3 separate regions of the Homo sapiens genome follow, and regions 1 and 3 are each linked to region 2. A link is a loop called in an ENCODE intact Hi-C map of the cell type or tissue named here. Cell type or tissue: GM12878. All regions are shown on one strand.

Evidence for each region. A loop is a pair of places that touch in the nucleus more often than their neighbours do. Peaks named below come from ENCODE experiments on the same cell type or tissue, not always from the same donor. Only the 100,000 strongest peaks of a DNase experiment are listed, where the experiment ranks them.
Region 1: it touches region 2 in a loop (2.3-fold over the local background); 14 of 110 quality-filtered maps call a loop at or near these places.
Region 3: it touches region 2 in a loop (2.9-fold over the local background); 7 of 110 quality-filtered maps call a loop at or near these places.

Annotation. Positions count from the first base shown.
Region 1 is chr2:37,314,240-37,322,239 of GRCh38, forward strand. PRKD3 (protein kinase D3) reads right to left here. Exons shown (of 19, transcript NM_005813.6): 2 at 1,998-2,940. The coding sequence starts at 2,285. Among named protein-coding and RNA genes, the nearest start is that of PRKD3, 6.6 kb to the right of the region's middle. In GM12878, no CTCF peak of the experiment used is centred here; a DNase peak (open chromatin) is centred at 4,402; H3K4me3 peaks cover 870 bases; H3K27ac peaks cover 474 bases.
Region 2 is chr2:37,387,154-37,395,153 of GRCh38, forward strand. No RefSeq gene overlaps it. Among named protein-coding and RNA genes, the nearest start is that of QPCT, 47 kb to the left of the region's middle. RefSeq lists an enhancer at 2,951-3,140. In GM12878, no CTCF peak of the experiment used is centred here; DNase peaks (open chromatin) are centred at 3,418 and 7,294; H3K4me3 peaks cover 364 bases; H3K27ac peaks cover 1,387 bases.
Region 3 is chr2:37,283,210-37,291,209 of GRCh38, forward strand. PRKD3 (protein kinase D3) reads right to left here. Exons shown (of 19, transcript NM_005813.6): 4 at 7,659-7,790; 5 at 6,147-6,304; 6 at 2,968-3,160. Among named protein-coding and RNA genes, the nearest start is that of PRKD3, 38 kb to the right of the region's middle. In GM12878, a CTCF peak has its summit at 4,946; a DNase peak (open chromatin) is centred at 4,999.

The sequences.
Region 1 (8,000 bases), 73 kb before region 2:
GAGAGTTCCTCTTGAGGAAAAATGATTCCCCTGCAAGAGTCATTGTAAAATTCAGTTTACTATATCGATTTTATGCTGCTATGTCCACAATCAATAACTATTTTATATTTGTATAATTATCCTTTTTAAGCTATATCCTATTTCCCTGACATCACTCTAGTTGCTCACAGATCAAGATTTTTAATCTGGTTCTCCAAGAATTTCACCCACTGACCCACTCCTCACATTTATATTAATGAAGTAACACTGATTCTAGAATAATCCTGCAGAAAACTGGTAAACCTCTGTAGAAGTAAATCAATTAGCTCAATTTAGCCATTACACCACATATACATATTTCAAAAGAACATACTGTACTTAATAAATATATACAATTTTTTCTCAATTAAAAAACTGTGCAAAAAATAAGTAAATGAAATTTCCAAAGATTGAAAACTAAATCATAGAGAGTCATCAAAACACTGGTTATGAGTTTCTATGGTTTCAAATAAAAAGGGAACATTATATTTAAGTTACAAATATGTATTTAAGTTTAAAAATTAAATAAAAAAATTACAATCTAGTTGCAAAAGTGTTTGAAAACAGTCTGTAAAGGATAATGGAAGGGAAACTAAAAGCAAAGCTACGGAAGGATACAATGCTCTACAGGTCTACAGAAGTAAAGTTATTCTTACTTAGGAATAACTTAGGCCACATGTACAAGTCATTGTTAAAACAAAGGCAGCATAGGTCATTTTCACAAACTGCACAACATCTTTTGGATGGGTAATTATTTACATCAGAAGATAATGAATGATAAACTATATAAAGCGTAAAGAATTGAAACAAAGACAGTAAGATGAAGAGCATGAATTCCCAGAGAGAGATGATTTTTGCAAATAGAAAGTTTACAATTTGTTTGAAACAAATCTGAAACATGCTTGAAAATTCATTAAAATCTACTAAAAATAAAATATAACCAATTCATACAACCCATATAAACTCTTTTGATAACACAGAAAACATACTAGCCTCATCCATCAAATCGGGATTATTAAAGATATTTAGCTAAAGTTCCTTAAGAAAACGGCACGGTACAGGGAAGGAGGGTGAATGAGAAACAACATAAAACCACCCTGAATTTTCAAATATTTTGTCGTATATTCAAAATTAATTTACCTATTTTTTAAAAGACAGAAAGCATGGTCCTATATTAAATGGCAGTTTATTTTTCAGGACGTTCAGAATCTTCCTAAACAAGATCTAAAGAGAAGGAAATGGATAAAAAAAAGAGGGGCCAGAACACAGGGTACCTAGAGATAACAAGGTATGGAGATGGGACTCAGCTGCTAGCTACTGTGTCCCAGGGGGCCTTGTGCCCTCTACCTCCTGTTTTCTCTGAAAACAAATGAGATTTCTTATGCTGCCTTGACTCTATACAGATTTTCCTGCTCTTGAGAGACAAACAGAAGAGTGATACTTTAAAGCTAAAATAAATGCATTTTATTTATGTTTTCAGACTGAGTCTCACTCTGTTGCCGTGCCAGGCTGGAGTGCAGTGGCGCTATCTCAGCTCACTGCAACCTCCGCCGCCTGCCCTGCTCCCCACGATTCTCCTGTCTCAGCCTCATGAGTAGCTTGGACTACAGGTGCCTGCCACCATGTTTGGCTAATTTTTGTATTTTTAGTAGAGATGGCGTTTCAACATGTTGGCCAGGCTGGTCTCGAACTCCTGACCTCAGGTGATCTGCCTGCCTCAGCCTCCCAAAGTGCTGGGATTACAGGCGTGAGCCACTACGCCCAGCCAAATAAATGTATTTTAAATCTGGGATATATGTTCCAATTAGCTAGACTCTGAAATTTCAGTCTTTAGCCTCAGAGGTCATTAGAACTCTTCCAAAAATGCACAGAATAAACTACTGATGGATCAGTATGTCTTAACTCACTGGTACACGTATAATTTATAGAAAAACATCAGTAACAATATTATTTACTACTGATAATAGCACACACAGTACCTTTTGATAAACTATGGAGCACACAAGATCCTTGACAGCAGATAAAGACAGTTCCTGGGCTTCAATGGTAACACTCTCCCGTGTGAGGCCAATTTGCAGTAGAAATGAAACTGTATGCACTGAGCCTCTGGAGTTGGTGAGTGATGGTGCACTGAAGCTTCCATTAGAGAGTCGGGCAGAGAGTCCCGTCTTAGGACTTGAACACGGAGAAGCAGCTGGAAGCACAGCAGGAATAGCTGTGGGTAATACAGACTTCTGGGCTGATGGAGGGGAATTATTTGCAGACATCTGCCTTTCTTTAATCTTTTAAAATAGTTGTCGATTCTTTTTCAATGGTTATGAAGAGGTTTTTAAAATAACAGCAGTAAAGAAAATGACCGCACTTTTGGATTTAGTTGAAAACTTCTTTATTTCCTCTGTTAAGCCACTCATGCCGATACTTTTAAGTTTTATCAAGGAGTTGAATGCCCCAAAGGTCCTATTTCTCTTAATATCAGTCCCATCAAAAAGCAGTCTTGTCTGTAGGAAGACAACCAGGGATTTGTAAAGGATTTAACATCACTGAGCTATCCTCAGCAGGATAGAGTTGACGTAGCTTATTTACGAATCTATTTTCCTTTCAGTCTGTACTTGTCTCTTTAATTTCAGGAAATACATATTGAATAAAAGTTGTTTTTCTGTCAAGGTGAAATCCTCTTCGTTTAAAAAACAGTAAGTGTTTTGGATTAATCTATTCAGTACTTTTCCTTTGGTTTACTAATTTGATAGGACACCTTCTCAAATGTCCACACCTTAAATCACCTTCTCAAATGTCCTCATTTTCATTCTGGGGGGATGAACTTTTCTATGACGAAATACAAAGCTTTTTAAAATAGTACAGGCATATTTCATTAGATGAATGGGTCCATCGAGAAAAGCTGATGCTTTCTGACATATAGTTAGCCTGGAAGGAAATTTTTTAAAGGTTTTTAATACTTTATATTCATTCGACATTAATTTAAAAATAAGAACATAACTTTTTTAAATGACAATTTTTGGTCATATGCTTATAATTCACTAATAAATCCTAATGGGTAGCAATTTTTGGCTAGTTAGCAAAGACTTTTTTTACTATAAGTATAATTTCAGGGAGAGGCTCGAAAAATATCCTTGGCACTCTACACTGATACCTAAAACTTAAACATTAAACATTTTTTAAAATTTACCTCATTTTTAATCAATGAAGACCAAACACTTCTATGTTACAATTACATGACTGAGTTATATCAAAAACAGAAGGGACAAAAAACAGTAAAACTGACATTTTCATAGACATACAATACATGCCACCCCACCACACAAAAGATGTACAATACTTTCCTAATACAAGAGTATTCTTTTTTTAATATTACAATACTAATTCTGCCGAAACATGACTCTTGACTTGCTTTGTTGAAACATTCCTTTCAGAAGGCTAAGGAAGCAGGAGGGGATATACTGAACAGTTAAATGATCAATAAGTGTGAAAGCTGACATACTTATCACAGGAACATAAGAGAAAGGGATCTCACCATAAGGGATTTCTCCTATCCAGGTCCTAACTAGGCCCAACAATGCTTAGCTTCCAAGATCAGACAAGATCAGGCACATTTGGGGTGGTGTGGCTGTAGACCACAAAGCATTTCTAACAGTAAGAAAGAGAACAGTAGGTATAGTTAAATATGTATCATAATTTCTAGGAAAGCACAGGTCAAAAAGTTAAAAAAAAAAAAAGGTATGACCCAACCCCTCCACATGGCTTAGGCGTGAAACAGCTCATAATTGATGGTTCTTTCTAAGTTCCATCTATATACCCATAAATAATTCCAATGAAGAGAAAGAGTAAATCATCCAATGTGGCTGCAGAGTAACTCTCTGCAGAGTAGTTAATGGGTTAAATTAGGAAGAACGTGACAGAAGGGCAAAAGCACACAACTATAGTATTAGGAATGGGAAAGCTCAGGAAAAAACTGAGACTTTAAAAAAAACTGAAGATGAAAGCTTTCATAGCTACTTTCAAGTAAATGATCATTATTCCATCTTATATAATGTACAACACTTGATAGTTTACAAATGTTTCACATACTTTACCTCATAACTCTTTGAAAGTTGACAGGGTAGAAATCATTTTTGTAGACAAGAAAATTGAAGCACAAGGCGATAACGCAACTTGCCCAGCAGCACATGGTTATTAATAGGTGGAGCGGGAATTAGAAGCCAGGTTTTGTACTTTCTTACCAGTGCTGTCTCCACAAGAACACACTATTTCTCGAAGAGAACAAGGAACTAAGAATCACTGCTCAGAGGATGTTGCTAAGGTTGAGAAATCGCACAGAAAGACAGACTGCTCAACTTGTATTTTGCTTATCTTCTCCACAGTTTTAAACTAAAACTGCAGAAAGGCATTGAGAACTGAAACCTGAGACAAATGACTAAGACTATAACAACTTTACATGAGTTTGAGTCTCTGGGTCCAGATGCAGTCCATTCCATACTACTAAAGCAATTCACAAATGTAATCACAAAGCTGACTCCTGCAATCTTGGAGAAAGAGCTCAAAAAGACAGATATAATCATGGCCTGGAGATTTGTAGAGCGGTTTCAAGTTCTGGCGGCTGGAGAAGCAGGAAAGCAAATTTCAGAAATTACAAACATAAAAAATAATGAAGCAAATGGTTTGTGAATAACTAGAGAAGAATATAATGATCACTAGAAGTCAACCACATTTACATCTTGGAAAATAATGATTATTAGGCTTCTTAGCTGGAAAAAAATAACAATAGCTTACATTTATTAAGCTCTTACTATCTGTCAGATACTGTTCTAAGCACTTTATACATATTACCTCATTAATCCTCACAGCAACTCATTATATGGTTGAGAAAACAAAGGTTTAGAGATTAAAGTACTTGCCCAAGACCACAAAATCAGCAAAGCCAGAAAAAAAAGATAGTTTATTCTGACAAAAATAGTATCCAAGATGATTGTCCATGCTACCTTTGCAAGAATGTTACTGGAGTGTGGGTTGGATGTTAGTGTAGTTAAGTTTGCTGCTCTGTGTCACCTTAGATGAGGAAAGTCTTTACGGAACTGCCTTGAAACACTGTCCTCAGCCTTATATCATTTTTCACTATTTATTAGATAATAAAGGCATAAAGAATATGCTTATAAAATCCTCAGGTTGAAGAAATCTGGGAGAAATAAACTAAAATTAAACTGAAACTTAAAGGTAAGTGTAAAGCTTTGCATTTAGTTTCCCCAAAATGTGCAATACAGAAATGGGGAAATGCTTACTTGTAAGCAGTTTATATGAGAGGTATTTATCAACGAAAAAGATTAATTCAAACTGCTAATATAATGGGTGACTAAAAGAGCTAATGCAAAGCTAATGCCCTAGGTCACTGAGAACACATCAGCATCCGTCTGTATACTCCTTGTTACTCAGCCTATATCACAATTATGTTTATATCTATGGTCAACATTTTTAGAGCCATACTGATTTAAAAAAAAAAAAATCATGCACGCAAAGGTAAAAATAATGTCATGTGATAAAAATGTGCTTAACAAAACCAAACAGAATAAGTGGTTTTCAAATACTTGAATAAGTGTTAATAGGAGAATTGATTTTATTCAGTATCACTGCAGAGGGTAGACGAAAAATGAAGATGAGAGCACTTCTTACTTAACCTCACAGGTTGCAAGGATTGAGCTACGGGGTACAAACTATCTGTAACAACACCTGGCTAACAGTAAGTGCTCAGTAAGTTTTAGCAATTTTCACAGCAATTAGTTGAAGGAATTAACAACTAAGCCTTTACTTTATGCTAAACACATAAAGTGAGATATGATACTTTATTAAATCCTTGCAACAACTCTAGGAGGTTTAACTCTATTTTCCAGAAAAGAAACAAGAATTTTAGAGAAGCTGTTGTTTGCCTGTGACTATAGCTAGTAAGTGATAGAAATGAGATTCAAACTAGTTTCCCTGACTCCAAAGCCCAAGTTCTTTCTACCACATTATTCCATATCCAACAACCTAACAATGGAACAGGTTGTCTCACGAGGTAATGAGCTCCACAACGTATCTGACTTAAGTAGTTTTTATAAGATGAACTACCAAAATAAAGTAGTAAAATATCTATGAATAAAACTGTATGCAAGTTAACGACTTTTTTTTTTTTTTTTTTTTTTTTTTGAGACAGAGACTTGCTCTGTTGCCTAGGCTGGAGTACAGTGGCGCGATCTTGACTGATTGCAGCCTCCGCCTCCCGGGTTCAAGCGATTCTTGTGCCTCAGCCGCCCCAGTAGCTGGGATTACAGGTGCACATCACCATACCTGGCTCATTTTTGGATTTTTAGTAGAGACGGGGTTTCATCATGTTGGCCAGGCTGGTCTGGAACTCCTGACCTCAAGTGATCCGCCCATCTCGGCCTCCCAAAGTGCTGGGATTACAGGCGTGAGCCACTGCACCTGGCCCAAATTAACTACTTCTACTTTGATGAATGTCTTCCCACTAAATATCATTTTATTATACCTAGTAATATTAGCCAAATAACAGTGTTTAATACAACTAATTTATCAGAACAAATTACAACTATTCATAATAAACACTACATATAAAAATGATTTTTAAAAGTCTCAGTATTAACACAAATAGAAGAAACCTAAGAGCTGTCAGATTTCTGCCCACTCTTTCCATTTTCCCTCTCCTGGTTTGGTTTATGGACCCCAGATTTACTCTGGAAGATGCAACAAGATGTTGGGTGAAAAATATTAAAACTAAATATTAAACCTAATAACTGTAACTTACATGAACCTTGATATGCTGCTTAATTTTGTCTTTACGCTTCAATTAGAAAACTGAAAGAAGAGTACATCTTATTAATTTACAAACTATATACCAATTATATATGCTTGTTTCTAACAGGGGTACGAGGCTCTAAATAATATCATCTAGTTGGCAAGCATTTCTAATATGTTTATTTAGAACTTGTCAAATATTCTTTTGGGGAGCTAGCTGTCACATATTCCATTCAAATGAGCTTACATAATCTGTCATCATTGTTACTGGAATCAAAATATAGGATATTAATGGCATCTTGAACCCAGTCTGTCCTATTTTACAGACAAGGTGAAACAAAGGCCCTGGAGGTGAGAGGACTTACTTGAGGATTATCTCACGGTAATATCACAAGTTTATCTACTTCCTCTCCCTCTCCTTCCCCTTCCCCCATGCACACATTATCTCATTTTTAACACTCTAATTAGGAGAAGCTCTAACAGCAGTATTTCCACTTAACAAATACTTAATTAGTACTTATTATTTCCCAGACTGTTATGAGAGACACTGGAGTTATAGAGCAGTGACCGAAACAGACATGGCCACTGCTCTCTCTGAAATTCAAAGTGTGATGTGAGACACAGACATAACATTCATACAAACAGCTGGGTAATTATAAACTGCAAGAGGTGATATGGCAGAGTATACTAAGGGGACTCAATTCCAGCTGGAATCTCAGGAAAGGTACCTTTAAGGAAATATTTAAGCTGAGATCTCTGGATAAGCAAGAGTCAACGATGCAAAGAGACAGACAAAAGGATTCCAGGAAGGCAAAATGCATCTAGTTATTAAATTCTTCAAAAAGAAGTTCATTATTTAGTGCAGCATCATTCTTTTTGTACAATACTCAGCAAAGGCTAAAGTGAAGAGATAAAATGCTTTTCCTATTGGAATAACAATATTTATTATAACATGAATTCCTCCCAGTAAAGAGTTTTCCAGGTTCAACTTAAGTTTTGTGTACTAGAAATGCTAATGACGTGGAGGGTTGTGTCCACGCCTCTTGACATGTATTAATATTAGTATTCTTTTACCACGTAAAAGTATGTGGCCTTTTTCAATGCAATTCTGACCAGCGTCCTAAAGTCCATGTCCATGTTTTGACATAGGTTTGACTTTGCTTAGTAATTGTTCTTGCTTTTAT
Region 2 (8,000 bases):
TCTCTCAGAATAGGATCCAGTGTCATTTCTATGGCTGACAAGGTTCCATATGACCAGGCTCCTCCATCTTTCTGGTCCCTCCTCCTATGGCTCTCTTCCTACATCACCTCTCCTGGCCACACTGGCCTCCTGGCTTTTCCCAAACAAGCTGAGCACAGTCCTGAATCACTGCCTTTCTATGTGCTTGCTCCTCTGCCTGGAATGCTTTCCCCTAGATATTTGCGTCGGATGTGCCCACATTTCATCTGAGGTTTTGCTCAACTAATACTTAATTGGAGGGGCCTTCCCTGATCCCCTTCATCCTGTCCCCTGGACTTGCCCATTTTCCATCCTGGAGAGGTCTTAGTGACAACTTACGCTGTAAAGCCACCACCATCAATCACTTCATCCCCTAACGCTACACATTGCTTCTTCTTTCCCCAGAGATGAGGGTTAGACTTATGTTTGGTAGGAGCTGCAGCAGCTGCAACACTGAGGTCTGACTCAACTGAATCCAGGGAAGCTCTGGCTTCCCCAGCAGCTGCCCTGGGGGCCAGTGACACAACCCAGAAATACATACAGTTAATGTCCTGCACAGTAGACAAATCAATGGAAAGCAGGAGATAGGAAGAGACCGAGGGTTAATTGCTTACCCTTCCTCCCTCCAGTGGATTGTTTTGACATGCAGTGATTTTATTTGACCTCTCTGGAAGAGATGGAGATGGAGAAACAAGCTGTATTTGTGGCAAAGCTGGCCATCTTGGTAACACATCCCTTGTATTTGCCATTCTTCCTTTCCTGTCTCACTTCCTACTTTCCTTCACTTTTACTCCCCCTAAATTGCACCTTCTCTCATAAAGTCTAAGCCATGAGCTTTTGTTTCAGGCTCTGATTTCTAGGGGACTGTTATCTGTTTATTTGTGTGTTATCTCTCTCTCCTCTCTAGAATGTGAGCCCAGAAGAAGAGTAGGGAGTTTGTTTCGTTTACTGCTGTATCCTCAATGACCGGCCTAGTACTTGGAACATGGTAGATGCATGTTAAATACTTGTTGAATGAACTTCATGATGAGGAAACTTGTCTTTCCTAATCCTGGACCTTAAGCCAGGATGATTCACTGAAGCCAGGATGGTTCACTTGTAAGTCACCTGGTAAGTCCCACTCATCTGTGGCAATCCTTTGGTACCTCTTGCTTTGAATCTGCTCTTGATCTTGCTTCTGCTTCCTCCTCTCTCACCTGTGATATGCAACAGCCTCCCAATTGGACTCCCTGCAGCATTCCACCCTGCTTCATTCTAGACTTCATGCAACAGTCAGAGAAATGTTTTAAACACATTAATCAGGTCTCATTGCTATGCTGCATAAAACCCTGTGATGGTTTTTCACTGCACTGAGAATTAATATGAACTCCTTAACTATGGCTTACTATGGCCTACAAGGCCCTCCCCACTCAGAAACTCAACAATCTTTTTTTTTTTTTTTTTTTTTGAGACAGAGTCTCACTCTGTTGCCCAGGCTGGAGTGCAGTGGTGCAATCTCGGCTCACTTCAACCTCCACCACCTGGGTTCAAGCAATTCTCCTGTCTCAGCCTCCTGAATAGCTGGGATTACAGGCGCCCAACATCATGCCGGGCTAATTTTTTTTTTTGTATTTTTTGTAGAGACAGGGTTTCACCATGTTGGGCAGGCTGGTCTCAAACTCCTGACCTCAGGTGATCCACCTGCTTCAGCCTCCCAGAGTGCTGGGATTCTAGGCGTGAGCCACCGTGCCTGGCCCAGAAACTCAACATTCTACCACTCTTTCCCTCCCTCTCTGGCCTAAAATGCCATTGCCCTCTTTTGTTCCTTGAACTTACTAAGCAGTCCCCTGCCATAGGGAGGCTTCTGGACATCCTTATCCTCCACATGGGATTCTCCTTTAGTCCCGATTTACATTGCTGTCTCTTTCTTGGCCTTCTCACAGAGGCTGTTCCTCACATCCTCTTATCCAGAATAGGTCCTTCCCTGTATATTTCTATCTCAGCACTCTACTCATTTCTTTCTTTTTTCTTATCACAACTTGTCATTACAATATTGTTTTACTATGGGTGGGGGGCAGCCTGTTTTCATGATCAAATTGTAGGTTTCATGAGGGCAAGGACTATGTCTATGTTTTTCATCATTGTATTCCCAGCAACTTGGAGATATTTGTGTGTGTCAGAGGTTTAATACATACTTGGTGATTAAACAAATATTCAAGAACTGATCCAGCTTCTATTTCTCTGGCTTCAGGACTTGCCTCAAATGTCCCTTTATCACAGGCCTTCTCCAACTACCCTATATAAAATGTAACAGTGTATCTCCTGGCTTTTACTCTTGATTGTGGTGAGAGATTTGGTATCCTTGGTCTGGGCCTTTTGTGTTCTCTAAGAACCTGGTTTGCCCTCTGCCTCTTGGCTCTACTGGCTGCCATGAGCATCTACACCTCCCAGCTCCAGCTCTCAGGGCCCCTGTCCTCATTCAAGGCCTGCCCTGCTTCATCCTGGAGGAGATGGGGCAAACTCAGATACAGAGAGCTTTAGCAACTTGTTCAAGTTTATACAATAATGAAGATTGGGCCAGAAGTCAGGTTTTGGGATTTGCACCCAGTCTCATGCCTTTTCACTCTATTATGCTAATCCTGTATCTCTGTTTCAAATCGAAGTGACTCATTTTGAGTTTTCAGATGAACACTCCAAGTATTATGGAGTACCTGGTTATTTGAAGTAAAAAAAAAAAACAAAAAACCAAGAATTGAAGCTTCTAGCTAGACAAACAAAGCTTGAAGCACCAGACAGCTATTGAAGACCAAATCTACCCACAGGGCTGGAATTAGGCACCGAGGGAACAGATGCAGGGAGAGATCCAAGCTCACAGCCAGGAGCCAGATGCTGGGTGTAAGCTGTCTGTGCCTGTCCTCCTTTCCCAAGGCCCGCCAAAGGGAGGCTCTGAGCTTCAGAGTGGGGATCTAGACTTCAGTTGCCAGTAGGTTCTGAAAGTGCTGCCCTCAGGGAAATGGTGACTTAGAAACAGAACTGCAACAAGTTTCAGTTGAACTCCAGGGAATTCCCTAGGTATGCCTCTTGCCTCCTCCTCATCTCTCTCCTTCAAAAGAAGGACATTTGAGGAAGTCCCAGGGAAGAGAGATGAGAAATATGGTTATGAAATAAAGAGAAATGAAGAACCACAGTATGGAGTACTTTTCTGCATTGGGTAGGATTTGTGGGTGAGACAGAGAATTGGGTGGAGGGCAGAAGGCCAGAAGGAGTAGGCAGAGGAAGGAGGGGGTGTTGAACCTCCTTCAGGCATCGAGCGAGAAACCTGACCTCGGAATAGTCACACTTGATCTCCTTTTGGCTTCTGTGTACCAGCAAAGCCTTTAGGTTTAGTCTGTTTCCTCTGTGGCAGAAAAGGAAGCCCAAGACAATTTGCATAGGCAGCTCTCAAGCAAAGCCTCCCTCAAAGAGTTTCTGACTCATCCCCATGACTTCCTCCCCCATCTGTCAACAGGGGAAACTCCAGGTGGGAGGTTACATTTCCTGCCTCCCTGTTATGGACTAGTTTCCTTCCTGGGAGGTGAGGCAGAAGTGGAGGGGACTTTCTCCCTCCTCATCATCCCATGCCTTCTCTCTTCTCCCGGTTCCTCTCTATCAAACTCTATGTTCCCATTTTGAGCTGAGAATAAGGAACAGCAGAGTTGATTAGAAACATTTTAAAATCAAGTGATTAAACTCTGATAATGGCAGAATTTCAAACATGAGTCAGTATGTAAATCCAATTGTAAAGATGAAGCTTTGAAGATATTTCTGTGTTCTCAGAACCTCAGAAGTTAATTCCTAGACATTGCTTCCTCCTAAGGGCAACTTCAGCACATGGTCCACAAGGATATAGGGCAGGATCCTCATAGAGGTAGTGGGCTACATGTCTCAAGTTGTAGGATGCTCTGGGTCCTCAAGTCTATCTATCCTCTTCCTCGAGTTCTGCACATCATCTTCTACATGCTGCTGGGCTCCTGAAAGCAGCACAACACCCTGACGGGGAGCTTGTTTGAGCATTCATTCTTTCTGTGTTTTGATAGTGTTAGGTAGGCCACCATCTGTGGGTTCTGTTTAGATCCACAGTTCTTCCTCTGGACATGGGATGTATCAAAGCAGGAAAGAGGCTGCCCATCTGAGCTTTTCATGATGTCGCGGCTGTGGCTCTGGCTGTTACCAGAGCTATACAGGAAACCCAGGGAGAGGGCTTGAAATGGTTGGGCATCAGGTATAAAGAAAAAAGCACTCAGAAGTATGGAATTTGTTTACATTGGTTCAGGGAACCAAAGAAGATTCGAGAATAGAATGTTCTGTCCTGTGTGCCCACTGAAATTAGAATTGTATGGGATTTTCCTCCAACACCCTGGTGGCTATTTTCCAGTGTCTTTTGCTGATTCCTCTTCATCTTCAGACTTGTCAAGTTTGAAAGGCTCTAAGACTCAGTTCTTGTTCCTCTTCATTTCTCCATCTCAGTCCATTGTTGACCTCATCCAGCTTCAAGTCTTTAAATACCATGTATATGTTGGCAACTCCTGGAGCTCTCAAATGTTTTCTAGACTTGTATGTACAACGGCCTACTGAACAGTTCTACTTGAAGGTCAGATTCAGCAAGTTCCCACTGAACTCCTGGTCTCCTCCCCACAAATCTGCTTCAGACATTGTTGGATGGCAGTAGCTCCAACCTTCCTGTAGCCCAAAACATAGGAGTCATTCTTTTTATTGAGACATAATCTCGCTCTGTTGCTCAGGCTGGAGTGCAGTGGTGCAATCACGGCTCACTGCAACCTCCGCTCCCTGGATTCAAGCAATTCTCCTGTCTCAGCCTCCCTAGTAGTTGGGATTACAGGGGTGTGCCACCAAGCCCGGCTAATTTTTGTATGCTTCGTAGAGACAGGGTTTTGCCATGTTGGCGAGGCTGGTATCGAACTTCTGACCTCAAGTGATCCACCCACCTCGGCCTCCCAAAGTCCTGGGATTATAGGTGTGAGCCACCATGCCTGGCCTTGGAGTCATTCTTGATTCTTCTATTTCACATCCCACACCCAGTCAGAAGGTAGCCTGGCCAGGTCTATCTTCCAAATACATCCAGAATCCAATCACCTTCTACCACCCCCATTGCTGCTGCACTGGGTCCAAGCCACCATTATCTCTTACCTTGATAACTTTAACAGCCTCTTATCAAGGCTTCCTGGTTCTACCCTTGCCCCCTTCAGTCTATTCTTCATGCAGCAGGAAGAGCGGTTCTTTAAGGAATTAGGTCCCGTCATGTCACTCCTCTACTCAAAGCCCTGCAATAATTCCTTATCTCATTCAGAATAAATGCCCTTACAGTGGTCTGATTGGTCCTCTGTGATCTGTCCTTGAGCACCATTCTGACTTCATCTTTGACTAGTCTCCTCCATTGCTCACTCTTCCTTAGCCACAGTGGCCTACTTGCTGTTTCTTGAACATGTTAGTCTTAATCCTACCTCAGGACCTTTGCACAGGCTGTTCTCTCTGCCTGGAATATTTTCTCCCCACATACCTGCATGGCTATTTTTTAAAAAAATATTATTCCATTCCTTGCTGAACTGTAATTTTTCAACGATGTCTTGCTTGATCCCTCCCCTCAGTTTAAAGTTTTAATCTTGAGATTTTTTACTCTGTTCTACTTATTTCTGTATCACCCTCTAACATATGGTAAAATTTACCTATTTAATATGTTTGCTTTTTGTCTGGGCTTGTTGGCTTATACCTGTCATCTCAGCACTTTGGGAGGCTGAGGTAGGAGGATCACTTGAGCCCAGGAGTTCAAGATCGGCCTGGGCGACATAGTGAGATCTCGTCTCTACTAAAAAAAATAAATAAATAAAATAAAATAAAATAAAATAAAGCCAGGTGTGGTGGTGTGTACCTGTAGTCCCAGCTACTCAGGAGGCTGAGCTGAGAGGATTGCTTGAGCCCAGGAGTTCGAGGCTACAGCAAGCTATGATCACGCCACTGCACTCCAGCCTGGGCGTCAGAGTGAGACCCTGTTTCCCCAAAAATGTTTGTTTTATATTATTTGACTTTCCCATTGAAATATAAGTGCCACAAAGGCAGGGATTTTTGTTTTGCTTATTTGAACAGAGGCTGGCAATGGTGAGTTTGTTAAATGAGTGGATAAATAGCAATGGAATCAGGGATAGTCTCAAAAGAGAGGGCAAATGAAAGGTGGGCAAGTGTCCACAGAGCACCAGAGTTTAAGTTGTAGCTTGTTATGGTTGAGGACCAGAGAGATTTTAGGTTGTAACTGGAGATAACACTGTAGGCCAGAAAATTGTCAATCCACATGTCCTCTGGGGTCTGTTTCATGGTCATTGAGAATAAGCCAATCTGATTAAAAGAAAAATCAGGCATCCTATTAGTTAGACCCAGTGAACAGGCATGACCTCTAGATTATTCTCTTTTACCTTGCCTTGGTTATTGGGAGGCTACATCATATTTCATGATGCAAAGGGGAATGGATACTTGATTCTGTTTTTCTTCTTTTATGTGGACATAAAAAATGATAGGAAAAGTGAAAGGTTTTAGGGGGAAATGCTTTGTTCATAGAATTGCAGCTGGAGTGAGAAGAGAGCTGGAGTGAGCTAAACAGAGAACTTTTTTTTGTAGTGAATCTTATGTCCATGCATACTCAGTGGGTATGCTGACTTTTAAATTGTTTGTGATACTGGCATATACTACAGTCACTGCTATCACTACCTGTGCTAAGGCACAGCACCAGAGAAGTGACACCTTGGTACTGATAAAAAGCAAATCATTTGACTGTTTCAGGACCACAACCTGAGGGATCCTCAAACCCAGCTTCATCGTTCTGCCTCTGGTCTCATAACCTTTGACTTAGGTTCTGGTACCTCTGTTTCTTGCTAGCTTCTCCTTCAAGATGGTGCTTCTGACAATAGCACCTTATGGAGATGGTGACTGTCATGATCAGTAGCATCCCCTTTCACTCTTAAGAGTTCAAGTTAAGATGATAAAATGTGGGGGGCAACGTATATCTAGGGCTTAGCTTGGCTGGTGACCTTGGACTCCTCCAACTTGTGGGCTCTCTGCCTCCCACCCCTCTGCTCCCTCCCATTGGCTTTGGTGATGGCGAAAACTTGATTGTGTGGAAGTTCACTTTCCACAGAAATTCAAAGGTTCACCCAGTGCAGTTCAGAATATGTAATTTGGCCATTGAATAACAGGGTGGATTCAAAAGTTTCTGGTTACCAGCAATGCAGAAGTGGTGCTAAATGAGAACAGAAACCCCAGCCCACTCCCTGAGGTTTGAGTGACCAGGAACCACATTGGCTGGAAGACAATGCCATGGATCTTAGTATCTTGTGAAGAGACACTTGTGGTTTCTTGTTAGTTGTAACAGCAAGTCATGTTCCCCTTCTGAGACTTAGTGTCCCCATCTGCTAACTACAGGGACTCAGCCTAATGATTTGTTGGGTCCCTTTGTGCTCTAAGAGTCTGTGGAGCAGTACAGCCTATTATTTAAGATCCTTACTTTGGAGATAGAACCGAATTCAAATCCTGGCTCTGCGATGTAAAACCTGTTCAATTTTGATCAGGTTATAAGTTCAAGTTTCCCACGTGTAAAATGGAGATTATATTCATTCATAGGCTTTTTATGATGATTAAATGAAATAATATGTAAGAAAACACCTTGTGAAGTGGCTGGCACCTAATCACTCAGTGAAGGATACTGGCTACTATGACCCTGCATGTGATTCCCACGGGGTTGCTTTCAAAGCATATTATTTCATGTAAAGATTGCAACTGTGGGAGGTCAGTTGGGTGGCTATTGTCATCTTTATTTTTATCAATGAGAAAATTGAAGCTGAGAGAAGTCAAGTGACTTCCCTTTGGTTTCAGAGTTGGTGTGTGATAGAGCCAGGGCCTCTCCCGATACCGTGGGAGAAATAAGAGGTACATCAATCAGACATTCATTGAAGAGACAG
Region 3 (8,000 bases), 100 kb before region 2:
TCCCAGATCAGCTTCATTAGGAAACTTGTTAGAAATGCAAATTCTTGCGCCCTATCCCAGACCTACTATATCAGCAACTCTTAGCGGGTGGGGAGGGTAGGGCTGAGCTCTGTAAGTCATACTGAAGTTGAGACCCACTGGTCTATGTCTAATACCACCTTTGAAATGCATCTATGAGTAATAACTGGGTAAAAATAACTTTAAGTCCTGACTTAGAATGTTTTTGTAACCCTTGTGAGTCAAGAAAATCCTGGGTATCATGCCAACAGCACAGGCTAAAGATCATTATATGACATAAGCCCCATGAAATGTATAATTTGGTGGAGAATAAAATTTACTTTAAAACACTATCCTTGTTAAGACAGGCCCTAGGGAAAATTCATGTGATATTAATATTATCTTGCACTACCTCTTAAACAATAGATTTGTGTTTTATCTCATGAACTTTGCAAACTGTGAAAACAACAAGGTTTCCATTTTCCCTTTGAAAACTCAGGCCGGGTGCAGCGGCTCACACCTGTAATTTCAGCACTTTGGGAGGCCAAGGCAGGTGGATCACTTGAAGCCAGGAGTTTGACACCAGCCCGGCCAACGTGGCAAAACCCTGTCTCTACAAAAAAAATACAAAAATAAGCTGGGTGTGGCAGCACCACTGCACTCCAGCCTGGGCGACAGAGCAAGACTCTGTCTCAAAAAAAAAAAAAAAAAAAAATTCAGAGCCGAATTTGTGGACTACCTGCAAGTATGTAGGTTTGAATGGCAGGCAGGCAGTTTTAGTTCTCTATGTCCTTACCCATGTTTTTATTAATTTGCTTATGCTCTCTTATACTTTACATACGCTTTTAAGCTACCTTGAAGTTTTTACACATCAAAATAGAAAATAAAGACAAACAGATTAATGAATTCTTAGAATTGTGTATTTTCTCAAATGATCCAGTATAATGGTTTTATCTTAACAAAATCATTTTTCTTTCGTAGACTGACAAATGAAAATATTTTTATTTTTTAAGTATCTTAATTCATACTATTAAAATAGGGAAATCACTGAATTATAATTATTTTAATAAATGAAATAGCTTAGCTATACTGAAATAAAACCTACCATTTTCTGAACCAATATAAGCATAAAAGATTCTTCTTCCAGAACCCTAAAAAGTTGAATAATCCAGTAGCAGAATTAACAGGTTTATGTAAAAATTCATTTGTATTTATTTTAGTTCCTCTACAAAATACTGTACTTTTCTGCATATGGTTTAAGAATGTTTCTGTTCTGCTTAGCAGAGCAGCAATATTAACTACCTTCATTAAGATTATTTGTTGGCTAGAATGTGTACATCTGTTACTAATGTTCTTTCCCAAAACATTTCTCAGTGGCTGCTTGCCAATACATTTTTAGGTTGATATTTTAAAGTATTAATTTATGTAGTAACTCATATTCAAAGCAAGCTGTTGAAATAAAATTTCATCATGTTATAATGCCTAATAGTTATCAAATACCTGACAACAAATGTATAATCTATTCCCCATTTAATGTTCTTGTGTGCTATCATACACTGTCAAGAAAAGCTTTATTTTATTATTATTATTATTTTTTAATTACACTTTAAGTTTTAGGGTACATGTGCACAACGTGCAGGTTAGTTACATATGTATACATGTGCCATGCTGGTGTGCTGCACCCATTAACTCGTCATTTAACATTAGGTATATCTCCTAATGCTATCCCTCCCCCCTCAGAAAAGCTTTATTTTCTTATATGCTTAAGCTTATATACAATTATCTTACTCTGTCTTGTAAGCAAGAATTTCTTGTTACAAAACCCTCAACCCTAATGTTTTATTTAGATCACTTGATAATTCAATTCCACAAATACTTCTACTATATAAAAAGTACAATACCAAGAACTGCTAATTACATGAAAAAAGTATATAAGATTATAGTTAGACTACTTATATCCTATCCTGGCTCAATGACTAATAATCTAAGACATTTACATTCTATTTTAGTTTTCACTCTACTGTGAAAAGTTTCTACTGTACAGCATTGCTGAGAAGGTATGAGACAAAAAGATAAAATCATCTTTAAAAAGCATAAAAGCATTATATAACTATAAGCAAATAATTATTCCAGTATGCTGTTAAAAACTTGTTTCATTAAGAGATGTTTTGAGAATACTATAGAAGTGTGCTGGGTTAGTATCCAAATACGGGTGGGTCCCTATCATAATTTTAGTAGCTTTTATTACGTCCTACCTATTTCAGGGTGATTATTCTCGGGAATGACAGTTTTTGTATAATTCTCCAAACTACATACTTAAAAACAAAAAAAACCCAAAACTCTTGCAGTATGCTTATATGTGTGTGTAATAAATGTTTAATGAAAAGAGGAAAGCGTTATTTTTATTTTGTTTAGTGTCTGGCTCTGGAATCAAAAAGACATAAAACCTCAAGTATCAGCTTTGCTGCCTACTAGCTATTCTGTATTGGGAAGTGATAAGCATACAGGTGAAGAAGCCATCCTCAGAGATCCACATTCTAGTTTTTCTGTTTACTAGCTACATGATCTTAAGCAAGTTACCTAATCTATGTCTATAAAATGAAATATGACTCCTATTACTACTAACTCCTATTACTAGTACTCCTATTACTATTAGTAGTTAATAGTAATAGTAACTCCTATTACTACTAGTATATTAACAAAAGCATAATTCACATACAATTGCTTTGAAGACTGAGCATGTAAAGGTTTACTGTTCTACTATAGTGCCTGGCACCTAACACACACTGCAGATAGTAGTAATAGTAGTTTACACACACATTTATATTTTGTTTATATTTCTCTTTCCTTTATATAACAATTATGAGAATAATTTCTTTGGCTAATGCTTCTGAAATATAAATATTTTAAGCCTATATATAATAACAAAAACAGACATAAATTTTAATTAGGGAAAACACCTAATCCTACCTTTACACTGCATTCCTTGGCGAAAGAGGCCTTTCAGTAACCGCTTGCAGTACTGACATATCGTGGGACGGGTGTAAGAGTGAACAGCAAATGTGTGTGGAACTTTCACTCTGCACATTACCATCTTTTCCATCCAGATTGGGCGACCACTCCAAGAAGGAATTCTCTTACTTGGTTCCTGGTGGACATGTGACTATAACATAAGTAATTTTCATAAGTGTAAGTCAATATTAAAAACAGAGTAGTGGGAGCAGAGCTTAACCACAAGAATCATTTATTTCAAACACTAAAGCCAAAAAACTCTAAAAATGTTGTTCTCAGCAGTTTCCTTTGCAATGTTTAATTTACCAATCTTTGAATGAGAAAAATGCAGATTCTTTTTGCTAATATTTATGCTTAAAAACATCTAAGATATGTTAATTCTCAGGTATATATTCACTGATGATTATTTGCCAGGCACATTTCAGCACTTTACAAATCAAATACACAAACTTTAAAACAAATAAATGAAGAAAGTATTATTGCTGCTCATTTTGCATTACTGAATGTGACATCTGAATATATTTTGAAACACATTTTAGATTTTCAAATTTATCTTAATACTAAAATATATACATACATTTTAAGTCTAATTAATAATGATAAACAATGGCAGATACAAAACTAATTAAAACAAGTTTCAGTAATTCAGCTTTAAGAAGAAGTAAACTTTGTTTACCCATTTTGGAGACTATTCCAGAACCTAGCTAGTTGGTTTTCTGCCTGGTCTTCTGGCCAGGCGTGGTGGCTCACGCCTGTAATCCTAACACTTTGGGAGGCCGAGGTGGGCGGATCACCTGAGGTCAGGAGTTCAAGACCAGCCTGACCAACATGGAGAAACCCCGTCTCTACTAAAAATACAAAATTAGCCAGGCGTGGGGGTGCATGCCTGTAATCCCAGCTACTCGGGAGGCTGACGCAGAAGAATCGCTTGAACCCAGGAGGTGGAGGTTCCGGTAAGCCGAGATCATGCCATTGGACTCCAGCCTGGGCAACAAGAGCGAAACTCCATCTCAAAAAAAAAAAAAAAAAAAAAAAAAAAAAAAAAAAAAGAAAAAGAAAAAGAAAAAGAAAAATACCTGCCTACACTATCAATCTGAGGCATTTTATAGTGCTCTTCTCCAACCAGTTGTTTTGTCCTTTTCTTTTCCTTTTCTTCCCTTTTTTTTCTTTTTTCTCCTCCCCTTACTTCTCCCTTGCACTTCTCTGTCTCTTGTTTTTTTCTGACTTCTTTTCCTTCCCTTGGTTGAACATATTAATGTAGAATTACCCAACTTCTCTGAATTACAAACATGACTAGTTATAGAAGGCAGCTGAAAGATCTCAGGACATCAGTTCTGGCAGTGAGGATGCAAGCAGGTACAGCAAAATCTGTTCATATAGCTAGATGGTAGTTGGGTATTAGGATTTTGTGCTTGAGTATTTGGATTATGTTTTATTCAATTTTGTGTCCCTAGTATATAACAGGGCCTGGCATACAATAATCGGTGAATGTGTGTTGAATGAATGAAATGAGCCACATTGAACTGGGTGATCTATAATTTAGTTTGATTATTCCCTTCATATAGAAAGGGTCATAGTTACCAAAATCTACTTACCCCTCAGGTTACAAAAATTTTTAATTCATGCCTTCTTTAATTTTGCTTTTTGTTCACCTGGTAGAAAAACCCAAACAGTTGGAAAATAAAGTTCTTCTTTTTGAGACTATGCTTGAACTGACTAAAGTAAACCCTGAAAGCCCTTCCATGCTACAAGTTCTACTTGTTTAAAAATACCCTGAACAATCTAACCAATTCAGACATGTAACTGCACTTCTTATACTTCCCTAAGGAGCTTTCATGTTCAAGATAAAATATAAACTAATGAAAAATGTAACACCTTATCCACTTGCTCTGTCCTTCTGCTATTTCCTAATCTAGTAATACTCAACTGGGCATAGGTGGCGTAACAGCATCATTTGTGGGGCTCTTGACATACCTCTATTCTACTGTCCTCATTCCTAGGTAAGTTCTCTGTGCAGTTCAGTGTATAAGATGCACTAACTTTTTCCTACTAATCTTTTCCAGGCTCTTCTGTAGGTTTATACCAACCCCTCATTTTCAGTCCTTTATGCCGCAGCACTCTTTTTATCCTTTAAAAATCTCACACTAGGGCTAAGCAGTAAGAGAAGATGGAATTTTTGTGAAAGGATTTCAAAAGCTTTTACTCTGGTGTCTTAACTTAGCAAAATATTATGATCACAGTACCAAGACAAGGCCTTGATTTTGCCATTAATTTACAGAAGATCAGAGAAGTTACAGAAAAAACTAAATAATAAGATTACAACCTACAGATGGAAGTCATTTCAAATACTATGAAATGTACAAGGGAGTTATTTCTTTTTTCCTGGATCTACTGCCTTTGCCCTTGAGAGGTACACTGTATTAGGAAAAAAAATCACTGATTTATTAATAATGAGATCTGGGTTTAATTCCACTATCTCTTACTAATTTGCTCTCTGACTTCACACAAGTCACTTAGCTGCTCTGTGTCTCAACTGTCTCATCTGTATACAGATCTGCAGATAGCAGTGCCTCATGCCTGCGATCCCAGAACTTTGGGAGGCCGAGGCGGGCAGATCACGAGGTCAGGAATTCAAGACCAGCCTGTCCAACATGGTGAAACCTCATCTCTACTAAACATACAAAAATCAGCTGGGTGTAGTGGCACGCATCTGTAATCCCCGCTACTTGGGAGGCTGAGGCAGGAGAATTGCTTGAACCCAGGAGGCGGAGGTTGCAGTGAGCAGAGACCGTGCCACTGCACTCCAGCCTGGGCGACAGAGCAAGACTCCATCTCAAAAAAACAAAAATTAAAAAAAAAATTAAAAAAAAAAAAGATTTAAGTATGGAGACCAGGAGCCAGGATACTGACTAGAAGGCTAAAGCAGTGGTACAAGCCATAATACCATCCCAAGGTGTACAAAATGCAATTCATTACTACCGGTAAGTCCTGTCTCCATTACTACATTTTATGTTTCTTAAGTGTAGGAACATTACCATTCTTTAGCATATAAATTATGTTCTAGAGTGATGTCATACACCCTGTAGAAACACAGAGAATAACTACTACTAAAATGTCTATTACCTTAGAATACGTACCTCTTCACTGGGAAGGGCTACATATTCAGGCTGTAGGGGTCTTGGAACTGAGAGGCCGGGTCCTGGTAAAGATACATTTGACAGACGTCTCTTTCTTACTCCACTACAGTTATTTGGAATCTTGAAGGCACATCGTTTATGGTAATTTAATCCACAGCCTAAACATATTTTACAAGGTAAAATATAAGATTTAAAAAAAAATTTACTATTTAAGTGTGATACATAAAAACCACTGCTTCTTTTATTTAACATATTTTCTGTTAGCCATACCTATCCTAATTAAGAACCCAGACAGCAGGCTAAGTGGAAGCTAATGAATTCAAGAAGAAAAGGAAATGTGTAAAAAGGATAAGTCAGCTAGGGCAGTGGTTCTTGAAGTGTGGTCCCTAAGGCAACCACCTGGAAATTTGTTAGAAATGTAAATTACAAGGCTCCACCCCAGATCTACTGAATTAGAAACTACGGGGATGAGGCCCAGCAAAGTGTGTTTTACGATGCACAATACAGTTTGAGAACCACTGCCTTAAAGCACTAGTTAGCAAACTATGGCCTCTGTACCAAATTCCTCCTGTGACATGAAAATTTTATGAAACTCAAATTTCAATGTCCCTAAATAAAGTTTTATTGGAACACAACCATATCTATTCGTTTACATATTGTCTATGATTGGTTTCATACTGTAATAGCAGAGTTAAATCATGACAGAGACCATATGGCCAACAAAGTCTAAAACATTTACTCTCTGTCCCTTTACAGAAAAAGTTGATTGACCCTCCACCTTAGAAGACTGTTTCTTCATCAGAAATGTGCACCTGTGTCCTACTCCTAGCAATTCTAATTCAGAACAAATTTGACAATTTAGTTGTATGTAAGAGACAACTTTTTTTTTTTGAGACAGAGTTTCGCTCTTTCACCCAGGCTGGAGTGCAATGGTGCAATCTCGGCTCCCTGCAACCTCCGTCACCCAGGCAGGTTCAAGCGATTCTCCTGCCCCAGCCTCCCGAGTAGCTGGGATTACAGGCATCCGCCACCACGCCCGGCTAAGTTTTTGTATCTTTAGTAGAGACAGGGTTTCGCCATGTTGGCCAGGCTGGTCTCAAACTCCTGACCTCAGGTGATCCACCAGCCTCGGCATCCCAAAGTGCTAGGATTACAGGTGTGAGCCACCGTGCCTGGCCAAGAAAACTTTTAAAAACAAAAAACAACATGAATATTTATGGAGCCATTATTTTGTACTAAATATTTAACCCTATTACCTGATTTAACCGTTTACTCTTTATGAAACCAGTGGGGCAGAATGTATTTTACGAGAAATTAATCTTAAGAGGTTTAGTAATTTGCCCAAGAATATGAAGTAGGTGGCAGAGATAAAATGAGAGTCCTGATCTCTCCAATTCTAAATCCTCGTTACCACCCTAGTCAACAGCTCGTCATCTTGCTTTTTCACTGATAATAAAAAATGCAAATGTGGAATCTTATTTCAAATGACCACAAAAATTTTAGAACACACACCTTCACATTTCAGTCCTTGACGTACCAATCCCCAGAGCATCTCACCACAGTAATCACAGAAAGTAGGAGCTTTGTAAGAATGTACATAGAGAGTATGTGGACGAATCTGGAAGTCTTCTACTGTGGCTAAAGCTTTAAAAAAGAAAAGTATTACAATACACGTTGTATTTGTACTGCGATGAGATTAAGAATGCTCACACATTCACTTATGTCAAAGTACACAGAATCATTTTTTCTCTGAAAGTTGCACTGGACCATAAAAGTAAATTATTTAATATTGTGATTTCAAACTCTAGTTTAGCAAGTCCATTTACTTCTCATCATTTGAGCTCCAGAAGTAGG